Linked DNA regions of Homo sapiens: region 1 is linked to region 2. A link is an interaction called in ENCODE POLR2A ChIA-PET data of the cell type or tissue named here. Cell type or tissue: IMR-90. All regions are shown on one strand.

Region 1 (4,000 bases), 240 kb after region 2:
GGTACACTGATGTGTTGTTTAATTATCCCAACACCCTACTTAATAGAGACCATTTTCCCCACCTCACAGTTGAGGAAGCTAGCACTCAGTGGGTATAGAAACTCACCAGGGTCCTAGAGCCACAGAGGAGTAGAGCCGGGTGCCCCTCCACACCTGACTGTGAGTCCTCCGTCTCAACCACTTCTCTCTCCTTCTTCTTGGAATGCCTGGATTCAGGCACCTGGCCAAGCCCTTTCACCTTCCAAAGCTTCAGTCTCCTCCTCTTGTGAAATGGGAATAACCCATGTGCTGCTTGCTGGCACAGGCAGTTGTGAAAGTCAAGTGCGGGGGTGGAGGAGGAAAAATTAACAATTTCCCACCTCTCTCTTACCCTCAGCTGCTGTTAATCCCAGGTGAGAGCCAGACCCAGCAGAGGCAGCTAGAGAGGCCTGCACATACGGCAGCTCTCAACAGCCTCCTGGGGAGTGAAGGAAGGCTGGGAATGGCTGACTAGAGGCAGTTTTCTGAATCAAGAGAGATAGCGGGAGTCAGCCCAGAGCTTAGGACAGAGAGGGCGGCACACCAGCCTGACAGAGCTGGGCCAAGTGTCCTCCTTCCGTCCCCCCAGTTGGTACCAAGGGTGTCCTCACCAGCAGGGCCAGGAGGAAGTGAGGCTGGAGTGGATGGGGAGCAGGAGGGCAGACTGGGCTGCAGGAGCCTGCTGGAGGTACCTGGGCCTGGCAGCTTTCTTCCTGGGCTTTAAGAACCACAAGGAACCATTAGCTGCTGTCATTCCATCTTCCCCAGACTCTCCAGAAACCCCTTCTCAAGATTTCTCTTTTTCTTCCTCCCAAATCTCATGTCAGTTCCTGGGCTATAGCCAGAGTATTCTAAAGCCCAGAAAGAAAAGGCTATTTCCTTTAGTAAACCCAGCTTCAGCTCCTACAGACTGGGGAGAGGGCTACCTTGGTTCAGTTCTACCTCTGAGAGTTTCTCCTTGTACATGTGTGGAAGCCTAGTGATGGGGGAACCCTGAGTTAGAGCAGCTCTCCAGGGCTTCAGCTGCAAGGGCTGGCCCCAGGGGTGTGGGTCTATTTTATTCTGTTTCTTAACCCAGACAGTTCTTCGGACTCTGACTCGATACCCACTGCTGCCCCTGACCCCTACCCTGGCCCTGATGGATTCTGTGTGCTTTCAGTGGGAATTGGCTCTGTAAGTTCTGCCCATCAAAAATAGGTGCAGTATTCAGAAGCCAGAGTTCCAAACCCATGTCTGTCATGCATTAAAAACCCACGTCTGTCAGAGAATCTTTTGACTTCTTAACCCATTTATGCCAGAGGTTGCAGTTTTTTGAATTTTTGCGGTCAGACCTTGGCAATGACCTTGAGCAGTAGGATATAAATAACTCCCATGTGCTTAGCATTCCAACAATGGAACGCTAGGCATACGTGGGTTGTCATCTAAAACAGGGGACCCATCCCCCAGGCCACTGACAGGTACCGGTCCACTTGGCCTCTTAGGAACTGGGCCACACAGCAGGAGGAACGTGTTTACAGTTGCTCCCCATTGCTCGCATTACCGCCTGAGTTCCGCCAGCTGTCAGATCAGCAGCAGCATTAGATTCTCACAGGAGCACAAACCCTGTTGTGAACTGCACACGCGAGGGATCTAGGTTATGTGCTCCTTGTGAGAATCTAATGCCTGATGATCTGTCACTGTCTCCCATCACCCCCAGATTGGACTGTCTAGTTGCAGGAAAACAAGCTCAGGGCTCTCACTGATTCTACATTATGGTGAGTTGTATAATTATTTCATTATATATTACAATGTAATAGAATAAAGTGCATGATAAATGTAATGCACTTTAATCCTCTGGAAACCATCCCCCGCTCCCTGTCCCTGGAAAAATTATCTTCCATGAAACCAGTTCCTGGTGCCAAAAAGGTTGGGGACCACTGTTCTAAACCATTGTTTATTTTCTTAAATAAACTTTTTATTTCGGAATAATTTTAGATTTACAGAAAAGTTGCAGGGATGTACAGAGAGTTCTCGTATGTACCCCTCACCCAGTTTCCCCATCATTAACGTTGTCGTGACCACAGTGCCTTTGTCAAAACTGAGGAAATGACACTGGTATATTACAATGAACGCAACTCCAGACTATGTAGGTTTGACCAGTTTTTCCTTTACTGTCCTCTCTCTTTTCTGGGATCAATCCAGGGCACCGCATGGTTTACATTATTTTGATTTATCATGTCTCCCCAGTTTCCTCTGCTCTGTGACAGTTTCTCAGTCTTCCCTTAATTTCATGACGTTGACACTACTTTGTTTTTTGGAAGTGAGCCCTCCCTTAGGATTGGGGGGTATGAGGGGTAGGTGGGTTAAGCTCCATCTCCTCTGGGGGTGTATCTACACAGATTATTTGGAACTTTTCTGTAGGAAAGAGTTGTCTTTTCTCCTCCGTTTATTTATTCATTCAGTCATTTATATCAGTATAGGCTCATGTCTTTTTCTTTTACACATTGGGTTCTAATCCAATACTACATGATTTATTTTGTTTCTCAAGTTCTTCCAGCTTTGGCCATTGGGAGTTCTTGCAGGTTTGTTCCTGCACTCTGTGACATTGCCCATCCTTCAGTTTTGTTTGGCGTGTGTGTGTGTGTGTGTGTGTGTGTAGCACTTCCGTGTGTAGCACTTCCTTTGCTTTCTGACACTACAGTATGCTTCAGCCCCCTCTGTTTTTTACTAACCCCACTTCTAGAATCAGTTATTTCCCCAGGGAGCCTGGTGAGTTATTCGCTCTGCTTTGTTTTGATTTTATTATTTTTATTTTTTAAAACTGTGGTGAAATACGTATAACGTAATTTACCATTTTAATCATTTCTAAGTTTACAGTTCAATGACATTAAATACTTTCACACTGTTTTGTGACTGTCACCACTGGAACGTTTTCATCTTCTCAAATGAACCATTGGTTTTATTAGAAGAGATGTGTTTATTGTAGGGGGTAAAATGAAACAAAGGAGATAAAGTGAAAGAAAATTGCTGCATCCCATTTCCCTGAAGCCTGCTCATCTTTCTGAACATTTTCTGGCCCTCACATTCCTCTGCGTGTTGTCTCTTTTGTACACATGAGATCAGGCCAGACGTTTGGTTCAGGAACCTGCTCTTTCCCCTTAAAGACCTGTATTTCCATGGTTACAAACACTGCTACCAAGAACATCTTTGTGCACCTGTGTATTTCTACAGGGAAAAAAACCTAGAAGTGAACTTGCTAGGCTGGATTTTAGTGAATGTTTCCAAAGTGTCTTTTAAAATACAATAAAAGCAGTCTTTTTCTTCAACGGTTATTTATTTATTTATATATTTTGAGACAGGGTCTCGCTCTGTTGCCCAGGCTGGAGTGCAGTGATGCGATCCTGGCTCATTGCAGCTTCAATGTCCTGGGCTCAAGCGATCCTCCCGCCTCACTTCCCAAGTAGCTGGGACTGCAGATGTGCGCACCACTGCACCTGGCTATATATATATTTTAATTTTTTTGTAGACACAGGATCTCTCTATGTTGCCCAGGCTGATCTTGAACTCCTGGGCTCAAGTGATCCTCCTGCCTCAGCCTCCCAAAGTCCTGGAATTACAGACATGAGCCACCGTGCCTGGCCTGCTCAACTTTTTAATGAGACTCTCATTCCAGGTGTACCTGGACCAGACAGTAAACTGCACATATACCTTTTCTAAACTTGTACTTGGCTGGGCAGTAGTTAAGACCCCCAGCTCATCCCTGTTCCTGTCCCTGTATGTTTCCTAAGAAATTGCGTAGGGCCATGCCCACAGAAGAAGACTCAGAGTCAGAGGAGGGAACAGGGTCCCTGGGTGTGTTGAATGGTCAGTGTGGTGCAGGGCCCAGATTCCAGCCTGCCCTAGTCCTGCCTCAGGAATCCCTCTAGGGTGCCCAGGCCTTCATGGGTTGGTGTGGCCTCTGCTATGTCCAGACTGGCCTGGTGCCTTGGAGGCTAGAAGCAAA
Region 2 (4,000 bases):
GGAGAGTGTCAGACTGATCTGGAAGTGAAACACAGTTTATGTACAGGGAAAAGGATTTTATTATCCTTAGGAATGTCATCCAAGACGTAGAGCTTGAATGTGACGTTATTTAAAAACAACAACAAAGAAGGCAGAGCCAGGATATAACTAGAAAAAGGATGTCTTTTTTTTTTTTTTTACTCCCCCTCTAAACACTGCTGCTGCCTTAATTTTAGAAAGCAGCTTACTAGTTTACCCTTGTGGTATAAAGTATTATAAATTGTTGTGAATTTGAAGAATCCGTCTACTGTATTATTGCTAAATATTTTGTTTATACTAAGGGACAATTATTTTAAGACCATGGATTTAAAAAAAAAAAAAAAAACTCTGTTTCTGCAGGGGATGATATTGGTGAGTTGCCAAAGAAGCAATACAGCATATCTGCTTTTGCCTTCTGTTGTTTATCTTACCTGCAGATATTAAGAATGTATGCATTATGTAAAATGCTCAATTATATATTTTTGTTGAGTTTTTTAATTAAAGACTTGTAAAAAAAAAAAACAGTATATTGCAAATGTTTCTTAAATAGGTTAGGTGGAGTACTTTCTCTCTGTCTCCATTGTAAGGTTGATGGTACACCACAGGCAAATTAAGCAAAAAGGACAATGAAGAAAGAATGCAGGACTCAGGCGCTGCTCTAGAATTCATTCAGGGCTCCCCGAGTGCAGCAGCTCTTATGGTGGTTTTGTTTTTAGGAGAACTGTTGTAATAATGCATATTTTAAAAGCATAGGGAAGCTCTAGAACACAGGAAGGTGACTACTAAGCAAGAGAAAAGTATCTTTTAGTGGGGAACTACCAGCCTATAGTAAGTCTATCTGGTTAAAGTAGTTATTATGAAAATCTAGCAGTCTGGGTCCTTTGAGAAGGCATTAAAAAAGCAAAACTCTTATGAGCCATGTGTGATTTTGAAGACTCATTTCCACTGAGAAATTATTTGGAAGTTCCTATGGTTAGCTCTGTTAAGGAATGTAAAAATTTATAGGGGGTGTAGGGTTATCAATTTGAAAGCCAGTAGAAAATCTGCTCAAGTTACTTCTTGAGGATCATCTGTATTTTACAAAAAGAAGCACAAGAAGCATCTAATCTTTATACTTCTTGTGACTTTTTTTCCCCTGCATTTTACTTTGTAATATATCGGCTTTATAATTTTAAAATACACTGGCCGGGCGCAGTGGCCCACACCTATAATCCCAGCACTTTGGGAGGCCAAGGCAGGTGGGTCACTTAAGGCCGGGAGTTCATGACAAGCCTGACCAACATAGTGAAACCCCTGTCTCTACTAAAATTACAAAAATTAGCTGGGCATGGTGGTGGGTTCCTGTACTCCTAGCTACTTAGGAGGCTGAGGCAAGAGAATTGCTTGAACTGGAGAAATGGAGGTTGCAGTGAGCTGAGATCACGCAACTGCACTCCAGCCTGGGTGACAGAGTAAGACTCTAAATAAATAAGATACCATTACTTTTCATATCATTGCATTATTTTTGCTTTCCACACCAACATATCCAGTCAAGTAAAAACAGCTTTTTTTATTTTTTATTTTTTATTTTTTTTGAGACGGAGTCTCACACTGTCACCTGGGCTGGAGTGCAGTGGTGCGATCTTGGCTCACTGCAGCCTCCACCTCCTGGGTTCAAGCAATTCTCCTGCCTCAGCCTCCCAAGCAGCTGGGATTACAGGCGCTCCCCCACCACGCCCAGCTAATTTTTGTTGTATTTTTAGGACAGACGGCGTTTCACTGTTGGCCAGACTGGTCTCAAACTCCTGACCTCGTGATCCGCCCGCCTCGGCCTCCCAGAGTGCTGGGATTATAGGTGTGAGCCACCGAACCTGGCCCAAAACAGCATTTTTGGAAGCTACATTCTGTGAGATGTTCACCTGTTTGCCACCTCTTCTCGTGAAAACCATAGTGAGTGCCAGTGTGAAAGGAAGATTGCAGCGTATATGTCAAGTAGAAACATGTTTGAATTTTCCATTTGTCTGTGGGGAAGAAGGTAATAACAGTAATAACAGACTGAAGGACCAAAGGAAAATAGGGAAGACGTTGATTATGGACTTGGATCAGATTCTAGCTACATGATTTGAAAATGACACTGCCTCTCCTATTTTGCCACAAGCCTGTCATTTGGAGAACTGGCAGATCATTTATGTTCAGATTTAATTTTCTGTTTTAGAATCCCATGGAGTACATGTGAACATAGGAAAATCACACTCAGCAGCCAAGCTATCCTTTTGCGATAATGAAATCACTTTAAAACCTATAACTTGATCTTAGGTTGGCAAATCTTAAACTTAACGATCCTTGAAATTTCCTGCCTGCTGTGACTGTGATGCAGTTGGATTCAACTGGTTTACACTGCTCTTGGGTCGGCAAGACCAAAAAAGGTTGGACTGCACTGTAGCATGCTTATGGGTTGAGGCAGTGGCAGAGGCAGAGGACTTGGCCGTCAGCCAGCCAGCACAGGCGTAAGAAAATAGCATGAGAAGTTTCACGAGCCTGAAACCATTGAGACAGTGATTACAACCTCCATATTAATCAGATGAGGGTTTGTAGGTGACATAGCATTTTACCCAAGTAATTCTGAACAGACTGTGGCTTATGATAATACATTTTAACTAGCAAGTGTGTGGACTATAAAACAAATATCTAGAGTTATATATGGATGTACTATCATTTGGTGATAAAAGCATAGAAAAAGCATAAGTTGGAGTATACTGGGTTTTTTTGTTGTTGTTAAATTCTTTTCCATCAGAAGTAAGAGCTGTTGGCAGCAACTAATAAAATGCAACCTAGTGACATGCTCGTCATAACCTTGGCAGATGTTTATGGTAAGATGCTTGGAAGGAATGAACGTAAGTAGGCAATCTCAACCTGCCCTTTGATCCATAAAGCATTCTTTAGCCACCAGCAAAAATCTGGTCTGAGCCAGGTATAAAGTGACCTGTTTTATTACAGGTGGGTGGGGTAGCTTTGTGTGGTTGTTTTTTGACATTATGTATGCTTTTATTTTTTACTTTGAGGTAGGATCTCGCTCTGTCACCCAAGCTGGAGTGCAGTGGTGCAATCTCAGCTCACTGCATACTCTGCCTCCCCTGGTTCAAGTGGTTCTCGTGCATAAGCCACCTGAGTAGCTGGGATTACAGGCGTGAGCTGGGCCAATTTTTGTATTTTTAGTAGAGATAGGGTTTCATCATGTTGGCCAGGCTCGTCTTGAACTCCTGGCCTCAAGTGATCTGCCCATCTTGGCCTCCCAAAGTGCTGGGATTACGGGCATGAGCCACAGTGCCTGACCAGTCTAGGCTTATCTTAACAGTTGAGGAATCAGAAAATGATTGAATAGGGCTGGAATTGGAGAAGGAAAAAATGATTTAATTCAATTTTTATCAACTCCAGCACTATTTTCTCTATTAGAGACTACTGTCATTATCCTTCTGGTTTCTGTTTTAAAGATACTGATTAAGGAATTTTCTTTATAGTTCCACATAACAGTTGGTCTTCTGGTCTGAAAGTAGTATTACAGGTTTTGTTAGGAAAACCTATAATACAGTGTTGCCTGTCACCGTCATTATAGTGAGTTTGTGTTTGTTTGGTTTTAAATAAGGCTGAAGCATCAATGGCTCTTTCTGAAAAAATTGTTCTCCAAAAGTAAAGTGTGAGCTATAGAAATCATCTAGAACAGGGGTGTCCAATCTTTTGGCTTCCTTGGGCTACATTGGAAGAATTGTCTTGGGCCACACATAAAATACACTAACTGATGAGCTTAAAAAAGAATTACAAAAACAATCTCATAATGTTATTAAGAAGGTTTACGAATTTGTGTTGGGCCACGTTCAAAGCCATCCTGGGCCACATGTGGCCCGTGGGCTACACGTTGGACAAACTTGCTCGAGTATAGATCAGTAAGTAAGAGAAATGAAATGGCTACTCCACTGGGTCGTTTTATGCTTCCGAATTGTTGAAT

Evidence for each region. Peaks named below come from ENCODE experiments on the same cell type or tissue, not always from the same donor. Only the 100,000 strongest peaks of a DNase experiment are listed, where the experiment ranks them.
Region 1: POLR2A ChIA-PET joins it to region 2 with 6 read pairs; 2 of 35 experiments call an interaction of 5 or more read pairs at or near these places.

Annotation. Positions count from the first base shown.
Region 1 is chr17:27,552,884-27,556,883 of GRCh38, forward strand. The region is part of intron 2 of KSR1 (kinase suppressor of ras 1); the gene reads left to right. Among named protein-coding and RNA genes, the nearest start is that of LGALS9, 76 kb to the right of the region's middle. In IMR-90, no CTCF peak of the experiment used is centred here; no DNase peak of the experiment used is centred here.
Region 2 is chr17:27,313,092-27,317,091 of GRCh38, forward strand. It overlaps WSB1 (WD repeat and SOCS box containing 1), which reads left to right. Exons shown (of 9, transcript NM_015626.10): 9 at 1-2,835. Among named protein-coding and RNA genes, the nearest start is that of LINC03146, 17 kb to the right of the region's middle. In IMR-90, no CTCF peak of the experiment used is centred here; a DNase peak (open chromatin) is centred at 2,460; H3K27ac peaks cover 193 bases.